Linked DNA regions of Homo sapiens: region 1 is linked to region 2. Evidence: chromatin loops called from intact Hi-C (ENCODE). Cell type or tissue: mammary epithelial cell. All regions are shown on one strand. Links, peaks and the distances in the headings refer to the core of each region. The heading gives the core; the rest is flanking DNA.

What was found. Peaks named below come from ENCODE experiments on the same cell type or tissue, not always from the same donor. Only the 100,000 strongest peaks of a DNase experiment are listed, where the experiment ranks them.
Region 1: it touches region 2 in a loop (4-fold over the local background); 21 of 110 quality-filtered maps call a loop at or near these places.

What each region holds. Positions count from the first base shown.
Region 1 is chr15:101,498,206-101,506,854 of GRCh38, reverse strand. No RefSeq gene overlaps it. Among named protein-coding and RNA genes, the nearest start is that of PCSK6, 13 kb to the right of the region's middle. In mammary epithelial cell, for the core only: CTCF peaks have their summits at 4,587 (motif pointing right) and 4,787 (motif pointing right); no DNase peak of the experiment used is centred there.
Region 2 is chr15:101,637,501-101,646,860 of GRCh38, reverse strand. TM2D3 (TM2 domain containing 3) reads left to right here. Exons shown (of 6, transcript NM_078474.3): 4 at 1-136; 5 at 1,699-1,774; 6 at 4,217-5,013. The coding sequence ends at 4,382. Among named protein-coding and RNA genes, the nearest start is that of TM2D3, 10 kb to the left of the region's middle. RefSeq lists silencers at 56-222, 5,419-5,578. In mammary epithelial cell, for the core only: CTCF peaks have their summits at 4,342 (motif pointing right) and 5,500 (motif pointing right); no DNase peak of the experiment used is centred there; H3K27ac peaks cover 249 bases.

The DNA.
Region 1 (8,649 bases), core at 650-8,649, 140 kb after region 2:
TTTTTCTTTCTCTTTTACATAACCAGTTCGACACCGCTGGGTGCCAACAGACAGACCCTCTGTTGAGTTGTCCACCTGCTTTCCACCTGGCAGGTGCCAATAGCCTCTTGTTCTCCCAGTTCTCCCGGCCCTACCCTTGCGGGAGAAGGATACTATTTTGTATTACTTCTTATGAACATTGTGAGCAAAACGTTCCACGGACCACCCAAGCAGTGCAGACCACAGGCCATGTCCCAGGGACCTGGAAGCAGCAAGGACGCAGGTGCAAACACCCAGGGTGAGCCTACCCCATCCTTCACACCCAGGGTGAGCCTACCCCACGCCTTCACACCCAGGGTGAGCCTACCCCATCCTTCACACCCAGGGTGAGCCTACCCCATCCTTCACATCCAGGGTGAGCCTACCCCATCCTTCACACCCAGGGTGAGCCTACCCCATGCCTTCACACCCAGGGTGAGCCTACCCCATCCTTCACACTCCGAGTGAGCCTACCCCATCCTTCACATCCAGGGTGAGCCTACCCCATCCTTCACACCGACTACCCTGGCAGCCATGTTGCAAGAACGATGAGGGCAGCCTGGGGAACCCCCCAAATTTCAGCATCAGTGAGTGCTCTGACCTCACTGATGACAAGGTCCCACAGGTCACTTACACGTGTCACATAGAAAACGTTCTCCTGTGACCAAAAATGCAAGCCATCTGACAAAGAGTTTCAGGCTATTTTCAGTATCATTATCTTCTCCGCCAACACTGACAAATTTACCATGGTCGTGGTTTTCTTCGTTTTAATGACTGTTTGGTTGTGTTTTCCTTTGGGGATGGGGGCTGGTGGCGCTGCTGGCATCTGTGGCAAGGCCTCGAGGGAAGTGGATTTCTGCGGTGGTCACTGTGCCTTGCTGCCTTGTTTAAAATGAGACTTCATGGGACACACACAGCAAAGATGAAAGAGCAGAACCGTGGCATGTGAGGGACGATTAGGGCCAGGCTGGGCCATTAAGGCCTGGTCTAAAAGGTGCCCAGACACCTATTGACATGACACGTCCTAACTGCTCCCCAGACACCAGGATTAATCCACTGTGTCAGTTTGCTTCGTGTCCCTAATGTCTGTCAGCAGGAGCCTCTTCGTGCCTGATGGAGCTGGGGAGGGGAGGATGTCAAGGTGGATGCTCTCGGCTGGAAAAGCTCTCCAATGATGGGCTGTAACGAAAGTTTGTGACATTTCGATAGCTCTTTGCCTTTTAATGTGCGCATCTGGGGACAGCCCGTTACCTGCTTTTCTGCCTTGATCCATCATTTTTCTCTGGACCAAATCTCAAAATAATACAGCACAGAAAGAACTCTGGGTTCGAGATGGCAAGTGCAGCCTGCTCTCTGCTAACCCGACAAAGTGTTGATGAGTCAGAACTTCTGGGTAGCACACAACACTGCTGTGTATGGCTGACAAAAATGTCCAGCTTGTAAACAATTAGGAAACAGTTCAATAAAATATTCATGGGCACCATTTAACCCATGACTCAGGCAGACTCCTTACAATCTTGACACTGATAGTCTGAACATTGTCATTCTTCTACATGTCTTCAGAAGGGCTGGTAAATATTGAACTACAGTTAATAGGTTCTTGGATAAGCCAGATTCGCAGGCCCTTAACCTCACGCCTTCTCCCTTTACCTCCATGACATGATGTTTGAACCTAGAAGACAGGGTTGTCGACATCTTCTCCACCGTGCGGAGCCCTCGGTGCCAAGAGTGGTGGGTGTCCCCGTGGCCTCCCGCCTGGGGTCTGAGCTGCCGCACGATCCATTTGTCACCTCTGAAGTGTATCTCACCGTGGGCACTGGGAGCAGCAAATGGTTGTTCTGTTCTTACCTGCTCGATCCACACAAAGCTGGGAAGGTTCATGGGTGCCTAATCTCACAGGACAGACATGACGACACTGTGAATTCACACTGGGTCTCATCAGGGATTTCACTGTTCTTCCAGAGAGAGCAAGTGTCTTACTGACCACCAGAAAACATTTTTGGGGGAGGGGGAAAATAACTAGAAAGTGGAGGAAAGGTAAAATAGAAAATTCAAGGACAAATAAGATGCTAAAGAAAATGATGAAGTAGAATGAATGAGAATTGCTTGGAGGGGGTGCCTCTGGCTTGGATGGCTGTCCATTTTGCTGAGGTGTCTGGGGTTGACCACGGGAGGAGGGAAGAAAGCTGAGCGGGGAAGACCAGGCATACCTAACTAATGGTGTGGGTGATGTGATATTCCTGCTAGCCCTCATCGGTCCTGGGGCGTGGCTCCTTCTCGCCTTTGCTCTTCCTGTCTTGGAGCGGATTGAGGCTGGGACGAGAAGAGAGATGGGCCAGCAGAAGGGCTCTTCCCCCATTCCCCCAAACCCTTCCTGAAATACCAGCTGGCAAAACTTCTCGAATGTGCAGTTTCGGAACTATCACAGCTTCCATGAATATCAGATGTTCCATTTAGTTCTTGATCTCTCTCCCCTCTGTCTCTTTTGTCACTTTTATTTATTTTGTTGTTTTAATCTTCCTGGAGGCCTAATGGGCTGTATTTGAGATCAGTAGGATACTTTTAATGGTTTAAGTTGCCATGATTCCAGGCCCCAAGAGAAAATGTTCTGTATTTTTTCAACCAAAACCTGTGCCTGCCACTTCTTTTTAAAATATTAAGGATGCATTTCCCTAGCCAGTCCCAGCTTGAGCATTTGACCCTCCTGCCCACCCAGAGTTGCCAGATTTAGCAAATAATAATACAGGACAGACACTCAGGTAAATTTGAATTTCAGATAAATAAAAAATAATTTTATGAGTGCAAGTGTATCCCAACTTTTGTGTGAGGTACGCTTAAACCAAAAGTGTTTTCATTGTTTATCTGAAATTCAAATTTAACTGGGCATCTAGTATTTATTTGGCAATCATACCAGCTGATTCCTCAACCATTCTTTGGAAACATTTAATCCCAAGTTCTTACACAGCAGACACATTTAATCATACTTACTGCCTAGCAAGTATACATACTTTTTTTTTTTTTTTTGAGACGGAGTCTTGCTCTGTCACCCAGGCTGGAGTGCAGTGGCGCGATCTCAGCTCACTGAGAACTGGGTGAGTCTCACTGGGAACTCCGCCTCCCAGGTTCACGCCATTCTCCTGCCTCAGCCTCCCGAGTAGCTGGGACTACAGGCGCCCGCCACCACGCCCGACTAATTTTTTTGTATTTTTAGTAGAGACGGGGTTTCACTGTGTTAGCCAGGATGGTCTCGATCTCCTGACCTCATGATCTGCCCGTCTCAGCCTCCCAAAGTGCTGTGATTACAGGCATGAGCCACCGTGCCCGGCCCGTATTCTTTGTTCATGATGTCTCTACCTGGATGCATGCAGGATGTCTCCGACAGTGAGCTTCCAAAGGAAGTCCCTCTGAGTGGCTTAGAGGGCTGTACTCACAGTAGGGGCTGATGGCACAGATCGCTTTAGGAAGGTGGTGAGTGGGAGGTGGTGGTGGGGAAAACAAGACTTACCGGTTTACCAGAGGCAGGGATCAGGGTGGGATCGGGAGGGAATAGGATTTGGCGCTGTTTTCACTGAATTCTGGAATTGTGGTCTGGCTCTGGGAATCACCTGGGAGGTCAGCCCCTGGAGGGGAAAGGCAGCCCCTCCTCAACGTCTGCGACAGGTGCCCTCCTACGCTTCCCAACCCCTCCCAGTGTGGGCAGTTCCCCAGCTCACAGGCAGCACACGCAGGTGGAAACAGCTCTACCTGTCGGCTCACCCTCTGGCGAAATTCTACTTTCAGACCAGGAAAGCTGAGAGGGGTGGAGGGTGCCTCGCTGAAGTCACAGTGCTCGGGCCAGGCCTTCCCATGCCTCACCTTTCTCCACTGGACCCCGCTTGTTCTTTTCGGCCTGTGAGAAGGCCACAAACAGTTGTTACTTTTTCAAGTCAAAGAGGGTATGCGTCCTGAAGACATGATCAGAGATGTCATTAAGTGTGCGCGTGTATAGGGCGGAGTGAGGCCCAGGAGGTGGAGTGGTGCGGCTCTCAGGTCACGGACATGGAATTCCTGACTCTGCCTGCTCCCGGCGGCCTGCTGGCCTGTCAAGGGGAGAGCACAGTGAGTGACAAGAGGATTTATTTCCACCAGCCAGAGAATGGCTCATAATTTACAGCCCGCTGAGCCAGCCTCTACCACGGCATTAGAGCCTTCCTTTTGTAGACAGTAATAAATTGTCTTATCCCCGGTGCTGACATAACATGCTCCTTTTTAAGTGCGCCATAATTTTCATTTTTAAGGGAATATTCATATTGGATGGCAGAGCTCATGGGCATCTGAATACTTCTCTGGAGAGAAGCCTTTTTTTTTCTTTTTTAAAAGAAGATATAATTCAGCTCCTAAATGCCACTAGCAGGGATAGGCTTGACTTCTAAAGCGACATTAGGGGCAGAATTTGGGGACATTGTAGACCCTTCATAGACAGTGACTTGCCCCTCATCAGTAGGCATCAAAAGGATCAAGCCCCTGCAGGATGCACGTCCTTTGACTGTCCGCCTTGCTGCCTTTGCACGATGGTGGCCAGGGAGCTGGGGCGGCCTCGGGCTTTTCCATCCCAAAGGACGGGCTTCCCCGCCACCAGGGGGACTCACTCCCTTGAGCTCCCCCTGGCAGGAGGGGCCTGGGGGTGACAGGCAGACAGTAAAGGAGTCTGAAGCCTGCCCGGGGGGTTCCCAGCTTGGGATCATGGGGCTGCCGAGTCCGGGCACCGTGTCTCTCTCCTTCTGCATCCTCCAGGGGGCAACAGTGCAGCCTGCTGATCCCCAGTGAGCGGTTCTCCCCGGGGCACAGTCCTGGAGGGGGATGCCACAGATGGTCCCTGGTCACCAGGGAGTCCTCGGGCCTGTCTCCTGTTTCTACCGACCCGTGGGGATGGGCCAGCCGGGGTGTCCTTCTCCCCTCCCGTCAAGGTTCTTGTGCCTGGGTCCTTATCTGAGGATGCCCTCACGGCGTGGCAGGAAGAGATGGGGCCGGGTGGCTGCCCAGGCTCCTCCCTCTGCCTTTGCCTTGTGCCTTCACAGCCACCCATTCCAGAACCCTAACTGTTCACCTGACAAGACCTCAGGCAAAGCCCTGGCTCCCTCGGAGGATCGGGGCTTTCTTGTTTGTAAAACAGGACACGGACTTTAGGAGCTCAGACACGAATGCATGCAAAAGCCTTACAGAGGGTTCAGGAGAGGTGAGTTTTTGTCTCCTCCTCTGCTCCTTCTTTCTTCACTGCCTGTTTCCCTCCTTTCACCAGGCACGTAGGGGAAGGAGCTGAGGTCCCCAGGCTGTGCAGTCCTTCTAGGTCTGGGCTGTGGAGGGAGAGGAGAGGCTGGCCTGGGGGTCTCTGCTGGGGGAGATACAAGTCCGGCCTGTGGGGTTGGCCAGCCTGGGGCATGTCTGTGTTAACTCAGACACACCCACACAGACACTTCCAGAACCAGGCATGTTTACAAGTAGCAATGAGGTATTGCTAAACCTCTGGCCTGATGAGAACAGCTCTCACATAATGCTGTCTGAGTGCCAGGCCCAGGTCCAGGCACTGTACACTAATTCATTTAAGGTGGACACAAATATGCCCATTTTATGCTCAGCTGGGAAAACTGAGGCCCAGAGAGGTCAATGGACTCATCTGAGGTCAGGCAGCTGGGAGGTGGCCGAGCTGGGATGAGAACCCAGGTGGTCAGGGCTGGAGCCTCTTCCCTAGCCACAGTGCCCCTCTGCCTCTTCTCCTCCTGCCTGAGCAATCCCACTTCACTTGGACCATCCCCTGCCTATTCCAGGAGACAGGACTTGAGTGTCACTTCCCCTCCTGCTGTCTTGTGGCCCTGCCATGCACTGTGGCAAGTCTTCTGTTATCTTCTGCCTGAGAGGCCGTGACTAAGAAGGTTCCAGACTTCCCGTCTATCAAAGGTGAGGACTGAATTAGACTTTCTTCTTGACAGTGGTGATCACCTGTGACCTGTGACTGGTACATGCTCAGGAGGGAGTATACTGTTCCACTTTGCTGATTTCTAATGAAAGATTACTTTTACAGGATGGAGGGAGAAAGGGCTCCGAAGGAGAAGGAAGAAGAATAAGGGCATTGGCCTCAGTCCAGATGAAAAGACCCAGATGCAAAATTATTTGGGCCACATATGTGTTGTTTGCTTATCAAATTTTCAACCTTTGAAAAATCACAATATTGGATGGTGGGAATCAGTAGCATTGCTGGAGTTCCTGTGGGTGGCAGGAGTTGGACATTGTGGCAGGTGACCCTGCAAAGGATAAACACAGAACCTGCAGAGGGTAAAGGATTTCCCAAGTCTCACTCCTGGAGGGAGGGGCACAGGCATGAGCAGCCTATCGGGCCCCATGTCATGCAGCTATGTTCTCTGCTGCTGGTGAGCTTGGCATCGAAAGAAAACATAGCAGGAATGATTTTGTCTGGGTTGGGGATTTGGGGGAGTTTAGACTATAAATAGTGAGGAGGATATAAAAAGCCTTAAGAGGATTTTTGGAAGCCCTAAATCCACCACATAGACCAAAGCAAGTTAACAGGAACCACTTCGGTTTTAGTGAGGTCTAAATGTGACTCAGCATAGTGCCCTCCCCTCCACTGTTCCCTTCCAGCTGTCGTGGTTCACGTGTCCGCTGTCACCACAACCCTTGCCAGCATCTGCCAAACCAAGGGCACGTGTGTCAGGAGGTCTGCTGCCAGCATGCCAGCTGCCAGGTGCTGCCTAGCCTTGAATTACGGCCTGGCTCACTCCCTAAGGGAAGGCATCATTGGCAGCCTCTTCTGCAGCAGAGAAAACGGAAGCATAGGAGGGTAGGTGCCTGGTCCAGGGTCACACAGCCAGCAAGTAGTGGGCTGGATTCCACACTCAGCCGAGGCCCACTCTGCTGATTCTAGCATAATTTCTTCAGGATCACCTTTTGAGTGGACCTCAGCTGCGTGTGGGAAGGAACCTGCTTGCCTCTGTGCCTTGCTTCTTGGACACCTGCGGTCCCAGCCTTCTCTTTTCTGTGGGCCCTTATTTCATTTAATACATGGACTCATCATAAAACCCCTTTGCACTCCTGTAGCCCCAGCTCAGGAAGCCTGAAGCCCACCCCGGTCACCGAGGTGCTCAGAATCGATGGAGATCCAGAGTTGAAACCTCCCTACGTTTGGTCCTGTGTCCCCAGGGTCTGCTGCCGGCTCCTAGATACCTACAAACAGGTCTTTACTGTTGACTCTTTTAGGAACATCACTGTGGCCTAATAGTGAGGGAGTGACATTTAGGATGATGGCCGACCATCTCATTTATAGGAAAAACCCAGGGCTCTAACACATATTTTAAAAATCACTGCACTGCTGGCACAGCCCTGCCACCCAGCATTGTATTAGCCAACTCCTTCCCAAGGCTCTGGGAGAGGCTGCAGTGGGAACATTCCAGATCAGAGGTTCTGCCTTGTTTAAATAGGGGTGGAGCGAGATTGCCAGGTCTGAGGCTTCATCTTGCCAGTGAGAAATGGGGGTGCAGGGAGCTGTTTTAGATGGGGGTGCAGGGAACAGCTGCTGAGGCCTCACCGTGAGTCACACACAGGGCTGGCAGTGAGGCCACAAATCACAGTTGGGCCCCCAAACATAAGGTCCTACAGCCAGGGAGAGCCATTCTGCCTGGAGACCGAGAAGAATCCAGTCAGGAAGAAATAGTGGAAGCTAAGGTGCCCGGGCCTGAAGGGCCAGTCCGTCTGGGAGCAGCAACTGGCCCTATGGTGGGACAGGAAGAGCAAGAAAAACAGTGCCAGCTTGCTAAAGGCCGTGCCCCTGAGTTTGATCTCCACCCTGCTGGCTGAGAAGACTCACTGATGGTCTAAGTCGTCTCATGGGAGTGCCTGGGAACCAAGACTCTGGAGACGGCAGGGAGGGTGATGAGGGGCAGCGGCTGGAGCTAGAGAGACCACCTGGGAAGTGAACACCACAGACAGTGCGACAGGGCCCTCGGCTAGGGTGGGAAGCCTGGGGACGGGTGAGGGAACTGGTGAGAGGTGGGAGTCAGGCCGAGCCCACACTGGGTCAGGGCATGAAGGCCACAGCATGCCCTTGAGGCCAGGGTCTGGTCCGGGTGGGGGTGAGGAGGTTAGAACAGGCTGCTCTGGATTTCAGAGGCCACAGAGAGTGGAGATATTGAGTAAGGAGGTGAAGATGTGGGACCCAAGGTTCCCGGCCTCTTGAAGACAGCGTGGGGCTGCGGGTGCAGGTCAGAAGGCCTTGGAGGCCAGGTGGGTTGGAGCTGTGGGAGTGCCCCTCCTCCGCTTTCCACCCTTCTTGGGATGGAGTCCAAATTCTTGCCAAGGCTGATGAAGCTGTCACAGCCTGGCCTCTGGCCGTGCCTCTCATCCCCTCTCCCACTACCCTCCTGTCACTGCCAATGCCCCTGCTGCCCTGCCTGCCCTCTAGCTCCTCCACCACACCAGGCTTCCTCCTGCACCAGGGCCTTTGCACGTGCTGATCTCAAGTGGGCCCTCTGCCTGGAGCTGGGGGAGGGAGGCCTGCACCCAGGGGTGGGAGAAACTGTGCTCCTTCATCCCTGAGTCACCAACTCCCTGCATTGCAAATCCTCAGTGTGATCTCTGTTTTCT
Region 2 (9,360 bases), core at 785-8,784:
ATGACTTGCAGATTTTGCTGGCAGCTTCCTGAAACAGATTACGAGTGTACCAACTCCACCAGCTGCATGACGGTGTCCTGTCCTCGGCAGCGCTACCCTGCCAACTGCACGGTGCGGGACCACGTCCACTGCTTGGGTAGGTCAGAGTTCAAGGACATTTGTCAACAAAATGTTTTTCTCCAAGTTTATTGAAGGGACTTTAACCAGAAATTTGCGAGTCAAGTTACTTAATTAGAAACATTTATCAGCAGCTCTTTAGATGTGCCAAGCATCATCAATAAACTCAACGTACTAAAGTAAAGCATCCAGAAAATTGCAGTTCTTTTTAAATGTAATATTTGATAAAATAAGAAAAACATTTGAAGTATAAAGCATAATACACAGTAATTGACCTTTACCCAAAATAACAATGAAAGCAGCACCAATACCATTGCGGCCGCCTGAGTGCCTGAGTGCTTGCCTTCACCTGGTTGCCTTTCCTCCTCTTCCAAGGTAACCACCCTTTTGAATTTTTTATTTCACTTCCTTTTAAATTTTTTCTGTAGTTTTATTGTCTATATGTAATAAAATAATATTCAATAATGCATGTTTTAGAACCGTGTAAAATGATTTCAGGCTGTGTGCTCTTCTGGGACTTGCTTATTTCCTAAACATTGTGGCTCTAGGATTCATCCACGTGACTTCTCTTCTTTTTTTTACTTCTGTGTAATAATCTATTGTAAGATTGTATCACAGTTTATTCTCCAATATATTTGGTTAAGTGCTGTTTTCCGCTGTTGTGACTGTTCAAATTTCTTTGCCTGTCTCCCAATGGCACAGGTGCAAGAGCTTCTTCAGCATGTACTTTCCAGCGTGTGTCATTCTTTAAATGGCTGTATTGACTGGCATTCCCACCCGCGCTATGTAACTGTTCCTGATGAGCCATATTCTCTCCAAGAGTGGTTATTCTTAAATTTGGTCTTAAAGTTGTCTAGACTTCTTTTATATTTTGGATATTACCTGTGCTGTCCCTGAAACCCTCTCCCAGATTTTGATTTTTTTTTTTTTTGCATTATTGTATATTTTCATGAACAGAACTTTAAAAATATAATTACTGGAAGTTATTAGAGTTAGTCCTTTTTTGTGGTGGTTTTAAGAAATCTTTTTCTACCCCAGGTTAATAAAGACAATTTGCTACATTTTCTTTTGAAAGTTGTAAGTATAACATTTCACATTTAGGTTTAGAATCCACCTGGAATTGGTCCTGGTAGATGGTGTGAGGTAGATTCTACTTTAATTGTCCCCCCACATGGATGGCCAGTTGTCTCAACTCTTCCCTGTTGATCCGTGTGTGACCTCTGTCATAACACTCATACATGAAGTGTTTGTATATTTCTGGTTCTTGACTTTCTCTTCTTTTCCTATTGGGTGATTTTTATGCCTCAAGACTACACTGTCTTATATACTCGTAACTTCCCCGTAGGTCTTGATATGTGGGTGAGCATTTCATGTTCCTCACGTTGTAATCCTAACTTAGCTGATTTAAATATTACATCTATGTAGATAGATGGTAAGCGCTTTGTACTCTTCACTTCAACATGTATTACCGTAAAGAGAGTTGACTTTTCACATTTTAAATTTTGAGCCCATTTGTTACAATTAAGTCTTTCTGAGAGTATTTTTTATACCCTGTATTTTTCTTTCTTTTTTTTTTTTAAGGTAACCGTACTTTTCCCAAAATGCTATATTGCAATTGGACTGGAGGCTATAAGTGGTCTACGGCTCTGGCTCTAAGGTAAGCCTTGTTACTCGTAAGTGTAAAAGGCCGTTTGCATTTCTTTGGGATTGGTGGAATCTTCAGACATTGAGCTCAGTCCCCTTCATTCTTCACTCAGATCCTACCACGTGTGTTAGACTCTAGCAAACAGCTGGAAGAGTTTAGATGATCAGACCAGTACCTCCGTGGAGTTGACTGGCAGGCATGTTAGCTTTTCTCCCAAGATGCCTGCACATTACGTTTACCATTCTGAATGTACCACGAATCAGTAAAATGCTGTGGACTATCCAAAATAGGCAGTTTTATGATGTATATCTTTAATTTTAAGTAACTATTATAAAAAGTAATACATGATGAACACTGAAAACTGGAAAAATGAAAATGACAAAAACATTAAAAATTACCTATAATTTCATCAGCAGCAGATAATTATAGGCTTATATTTCTTACATAGAAATGTGCTGTTTGTTAAACTTCTCAACAGTACTTTAAGAAATTATAGCAGTTCTTCCCACCAAAGGGAAGGGCAGGTAAGACCCTGGTTAACTGATTAGTGAAAAGGTTACGCTGCCTACACTTGAAGTTTTGAGTTCGTGCCTGAGACCCTGAGGCCTGCAGCATTGCAGCCATAGGGCAGGATTTCTCAGCCTCATCACTGCTGACGTTCTGGGCTGAATGAGTTTTTGTCTTGGGGCTGTGCTGTGCATAGCAGGGTGTTGAGCAGCATCACTGGCCTCTACCTACTACTTGTCAGTAGCAAACCCCCCATCCCTTGCAGCTGTGACAGTGTGTCTCCAGATGTTGCCAGGTGTCCCCTAGGGGACAAAATTGCCCCTTGCTGAGAACCACTGCATTAGAATTTGAGCTGAGGAAAGAAGGATCTTGCCTGGCAGGAAAAGTGTAACTGAAAAGTAAAAGAGGGTGCCAGGATAGAAAATGAGACTAACAAAAATAAGATAGGGCGGGCGCGATGGCTCACACCTGTAATCCCAGCGCTTTGGGAGGCCGAGGCTGGCGGATTGCTTGAGGTCAGGAGTTCAAGACCAGCCTGGCCAACATGGTGAAACCCCATCTCTACCAAAAATACAAAAGCCTGCCATCGTGGTTCATGTCTGTGGTTCCAGCTGCGTGGTAGGCTGCAATGGGAAGATCACTTGAGCCCAGGAGGAGGAGGCTGCAGTGAGCTGGCATTGCACCACTGCACTCCAGCCTCAGTGACAGAGTGAGATTCTGTCTCAAAAAAAAAGATTAGTAACCATTGCTGACAATGGTTCAAATTAACAACTGGCTTTTTAAAAAAATAAATAAATGTTTGAAACTTGGAATAATTTTAATTTACAGAAAAGTTGCAAAGATAGTAGAGTTCTTATATACCCCTAACCTGGTTTCCCTACATTGTTAACCTCTTACAGTACTATACTGTAACATACTTTCAACAATTAAAACTTCTCAGCACTCAACATGGTTTTTTTTTTTTTTTGCTTTTTTTTTTTTTTTTTTTTTTTAACGGAGTCTCTCTCTGTCACCCAGGCTGGAGTGCAGTGGCTCAATCTCGGCTTACTGCAAGCTCCACCTCCCAGGTTCACGCCATTCTCCTGCCTCAGCCTCCCGAGCAGCTGGGACTACAGGCGCCCGCCACCACGCCTGGCTAATTTTTTGTATTTTTAATAGAGACAGGGTTTCACCGTGTTAGCCAGGATGGTCTGGATCTCCTGACCTTGTGATCCGCCTGCCTCAGCCTCCCAGAGTGCTGGGATGACAGGCGTGAGCCACCGCGCCCGGCAACATGGTTTCTTTTAAAATCATCACTGTAATGAGATGATGCCCAAGGTTTGCTTCAGGGTACTCTGGAGGGGAAAGAGGAGGGTTTTGATGAAACACAGCTGGCCAAGTGTTGATTATTGGAGCTGAGTCATGGGTACTGTTCTCTTTACTTTTTATTGTTAGGTGTTTAGAAATTTTCCATAATATAGTTTCAGTATTATTAGATCTTAGAATTTAAAAGATCCTTAAATCTTTTAAGGATTTATTCCTAACATTAAGATTTTAGAGATGAATGAAAAAATAGACTGAAAACATGGATGACTTGATCCAGGTCGTCCAGGTGGTGGTGAGCTCCTCCTGACTCCAGCCCTGACCCCGTGTTAGTGCACTTCCTGTTAGACTGGGTCTTTGCTTTATTTTGACTAAAAAGCAATGAGATTGATAACTTTAAAAAAAGAAAACATTGGTTTTTTAGTACAGCTAAAAATTGTATGTTTACTTTTGACATTTAAACTGTCTTCCTGCCCGTAATTATTTGGTGGTGTCAGTTTGTGAAATAGTCACTTGTGTTCCAGTTAAGGGCTACGATCAGGGGAAGCCCTTTCTCAAATCTGACATAATGTGGTGATTAAACCGTGACTGGCCACAGCTGGGGTGGAGGTGGTCTCATGGAATCCTGTCTGTTTGCCATCGCAGCATCACCCTCGGTGGGTTTGGAGCAGACCGTTTCTACCTGGGCCAGTGGCGGGAAGGCCTCGGCAAGCTCTTCAGCTTCGGTGGCCTGGGAATATGGACGCTGATAGACGTCCTGCTCATTGGAGTTGGCTATGTTGGACCAGCAGATGGCTCTTTGTACATTTAGCTGTGGTGTGTGCTTCAGAAAGGAGCAGGGCTTAGAAAAAGCCCTTTTGTCCGTAGGAGTTGATGTGGTGTGAGTGATATATTTCTATGTTTTTAATGTACAGCATCTGTACTTTGTTTGCCTTGATAAAGGTAAGATAAATGAAACGCTGAACTATGCTAATCTGGAATTTGTTTTTATTTGCCTGAAATATATTTTTTTCTGTGAAAAAATTAAAACGTACTTAAGCCAGGAGAATGAATTATACAGTGATTGAAAATCCATTTAATTCCTATGACTTTTGTTTTGTATTGCCCAAGTCAAACTACATCACTTGTATCTCCAGCCCAAATGTAGTCTGCCTTGAAAAGTCTTTCAGCTGTGACTGCAGGAAGTGGGAGTGTTTTTATTGTTAGCTAATTGCTGTGACTGCAGGAAGTGGGAGTGTTTCTGTTGTTGGCTAATTGAAGTTATTAGGCTCAGCTTCAGTCATGTGTAAGTTTTGCAGTGTAATACATATGTAGTCTGGTCTGTATATATGAAAATTTGAATTAAACTGCAGAATGTTTATGTCTAGTTATGGTTTAAATTTTCTTAGTAGTATATAAAAGGTAAGAGTACTGAAAAATTAATAAAATTGCAAGTTAAGAAATACTGTGGGCCTGTTTTCTATATTAAATATAATCTTGAATAATCATTACAACTTACCTTTATTGTTAAGAATAACATTTTTATCTTTCAGGGCATTACTCCATTCTAACAGAGTCATAATTGGCTGGTTTATTGACACAGTGGAAATATATAAATGTTTTTGAGTATAGATCTGTTATAGACCCTTTATCGGGGAAAAAAAACTCAGTTATTCAAAAAGATTTTTACTCAAGCTTGCTTTTGAAACATTTAAAAACTTAGCATTTTTTCTTTCAAATGTGGGTATCTGAGTTACTGCTTTTTAAACACTTGTGTGTATTATCCAGAAGACTGTTAACCACCATATCATATCTAGAAGCTATAAAATATCTGCATATTTCATTCAGCAGATGATTTATTGATTTCAGTTTACCTGAAAGGTTTCAGTGATCACTTGCTGCTGTTTAAAGCACAGTCCTTTTCTTAGTTGAGTGACAGTTCCATCTCTCGTCGCTAGGTGGCGCATCCCCATTACATTTGCTTCCCCATTCTAGTTCCAGAAACAGAAAAAAAAACTGGTTTTGTTTTGTTTTGTTTACGAGGAACTTGTCACAGAGCATGAGCAGTTCTTCAGGATGGGAGTAACCCGGTTTATGTGGACCTTTCTTTCTGAGAGCAAAGACACACTTTTTGTATCCGTTAAACTGTTGATTGAGCAGGTGTTTCTTTAGAAGACGATCTTTTCTTCAAGAAGTAGCCCCTTTGCTAACTATAATAAAAATGTCTCCTGAGTCTCCTTATGTAGCTCTGTGTAGAAGAGAATCTAATACTTCCCTGTTGAGCAACCATGCAAGGTGGAACCAGGGAGTCGGTGGGAAGTTAGTAGGAAGTATGCATTGCCCTTGGTGGAAATAGGTAACAGCATCCTTGATTAACCATTTTTGTGGCTCTGGGGCCTGAATTAGATAATGAAGCTGCAGTGTCTGAGAGTAAAGCTCAAAGATTCAGAATCCATGAAAGGAGGCATAAATGAACTTGTTCCCAAATCCTAAAAAGTTTGCACAAGGGCATAGCCCTTGGAACCTGAAGGATGTAAGCCAGTCAGGAATGCTTCAGATCAAGGACTTTGATAGAGCTGATGGCCTGAGACAGAACTAGCAGGAAATACGAAGAGATTTTCAAATAGTACAAACAAATTTATGAACGATGAACTCATACACAGCCCCAAAAAGAAACTGCAAAGTAAAACTATACTTTCAAAGGGCACTAGGGAGTGTGGGTGCAATCTCTTGTAGCAAATCCCATGGGCCTCTGCTGGCAGCAAAATGCCATGTTGGAGTCTGACCTTCAGGTTCTATTCCTCTGCTGTCTTAGATTTTCAGGATTGCTATAACAATACCATAAACGGCGTGGCTTAACAACAGAAATTTATTTCTTAAGAGTTCTGGAAGCTAGAAAGTCCAAGATGAAGGTGCTGGTAAATTTGGTATCTGGTGAGGGCCTTCTTCCTCATAACATCTTCTCACATCCTCACATGGTAGAGGCAGGGAAGATCTCTCTGGGGCCTCTTCTATAAGGGCACTAATCCCAATCCTGAGAGCTCCACCCTCATGACCTGATCACCTCCCAAAGGTCCCACCTCCTGATACCATCATTACAGTGGTGAGGATTTCCACATGTGAATTTGGGGTGGAAAAGACACAAATACTCAGTCCATCATGTGTGAGCTATGGGCTCTGACCCAGGGATATGATTAGATAGCCATCCTGTTCACACAGGTTGGGAACCATATCAGTCAACCATCCTCTATTGATAGTTCTCTAGACACTCAGAATTTATCACTGCAGCAGGCCATCTGTCATGATTTCCCCTTAAGAATCTCTACCTTGCTTTGTCAGCTCTCTTCCATTTACCCCAGTAATGCCTCACGGGAAGGTGCTGGGTTATTTATGTCTACCCCCTCCATTGTCCCTAGAACAATGCCGTGCACACAGAGGCTCTCATTTATTTGCTGAGTTAATGCCACGGGTGTCCTCAAGGTTTTGAAGGGACTGTGTACAATTCCAGGGACTGGCAGTTGAGGTGGCTGCAAGGAGATAATATATAGAAATTGGCTTCAAGTAAATATTTGTCTGTAACACCATGTTGATCTGATTTCTGCAAATTGCTGAGGAACAACTGGTTTATGGTGCGTATAAAAAGATTTTTTCAAAGATCTTATGCTTCAAGATTTTAAAATGTAAAAATACCTTCTCTATGCCACACAACTTCATTTCTCTGTACTTTTTTTTTAATGCCTTATGCCAGACTTGCATTTATTTTGGGCATATATCATCAGCTACGGAATATGCAAATGATTTTAATTCATCCTGTAAGCAATGAGTGGAAAATGAGCTGTACCTGATGCAGCTTCTCAAATACAACATTGAAAAAGCCTGAAAATGAAGGCACTACATAAGTAGAATATGCATAAAAAGGAAAAAAAAAAACACCCAGGAAAAATGGAGGCAGATTCCTCCGCTCCTGCTCTAAAGCTTCCCCTCTGTTCTGCCCTTTTGGTAGAGTATGAAGTGTCACATGAATGTTAGGGGGTAGACACATTTTTTAAACTTTTATTGTATATACATCGTATGCGTTTCTTTCATGGTAAGAGCACTTAAAATCTACTCTTAGCAAATTTATAATATGATAACTGTAGTGATGCTATGCACTAGACCTATTGGTTAATTTTGTAACCTAGGCAAATTTGATTTAAATTCTTTTAAATGTATTGAAATTGTCTTCCATAAACACAACACTTTTATGCAAAATACGCTTTGATGGAGACACGTGGACATAATTTACTAAGGCTCCACGAAGGCAGGGCTCTGGTTCTCTGCTGTAGCTCAGCTCTGAGAGCCCTGCCGGCCATGCAGCAGGTGCACAGTGACTAGGAGTTTGATGAATGAGTAAGGAGGAATTGCTGGGAGTAAGCTAAACACCTAAAAGTATTGCTGAGAATTTTTAAAGTGGTAGAGTGCAGCTGGATTGCAGCATCTCCCTTCTCAAATACTTAAATGATAAACACACTGTAGGAAAAGCCAGCACCTCCTTCCTGCCCAAAACCAGCAAACAAATGAAAACTCCACAGCGAACAAGCAAAAGGATACAGCCAAATGCCAAAAACGTCAAAAAATTGTGAATACAGGGAAAAAAAATTATTGCTCAGGTGTGTAAGATTACTCCCGCAAATGGCCCTGCTGGCGCAACAAAACTCAGAAAGTCTCACTGGAGGCCAGACGTGGTGGCTCACACCTGCAATCCCAGCACTTTGAGAGTCCGAGGCGGGCAGATCACCTGAGGCTAGGAGTTCGAGACCAGCCTGGCCAACATGGTGAAACCCCCGTCTCTACTAAAAATACAAAACAATTAGGTGGGCGTGGTGGCAGGTGCCTGTAATCCCAGCTACTCAGGAGGCTGAGGCAGGAGAATTGCTTGAACCTGGGAGGCAGAGGCTGCTGTGAGCCGAGATCATACCATTGCACTCCAGCCTGGGCAACAAGAGCGAAACTCTGTCTCCAAAAAAAAAAAAGGTGGGGGGGTCTCACTGGTGAGGAAAAACAGGTTAATTCGGAGAAAGAGAGGTATCTATATCTTTCTCCTGTTACTGCTGGGGGAAGTGAAAAGGGCTGCTGGGAAGAGACCAGTGAGAGAGGGCTCGTGAACAAACAGGAGGGACTCTGATGGGTTCAGGGGTTCCCTGCTGAACCAGATAAAGGATCCAAAGCCTGGGGTGACCCCCAGGGGTCATTGCATCATTCCCTGGGGAGGAAACTTTGATTCAGGACATTTAGAAAATCCTAGTCAAGAAACCAGAGACCAGATATTCTAGCAAAGATATAGTCTCAGCTGAGCTTTTCCCTGCCTCACTCCTAGCTATCAGGGCACGGAATGTAGAATAGAACACAAAATACAACTTGCAAAATGCTCGAAGAGAAAACCAAGGGAATTTGTTCACATATTATGAAGTTGTCCTTTTACATGAGAACAAAATGAAATGACTCACCACCCACTAGAATGACTATAATAAAAGGCATTCTTAACCTGCCTGCGCAACGTAGTTACGCCTGTCTCTAAAAAAAATAAATAAAAATAAGCAGGTGTGCGCCTGTGGTCCCAGCTACTTGGGAAGCTGAGGTGGGAGCGATCTTTGAGCCCAGGAGGTGGAGTTACAGTTAGCTACTGAGGACTAAACTCTGACCTTTTTTCCCTCTTGCCCAAATTCCTATCTAAGGGGCTGGGGAGTTGCACCTTATAAAATCTCAAAGCAGTTTTATTTAACCCTATGTGATGTGGCTTACTTTCCAACCTGACTCTGGCATAACATCAC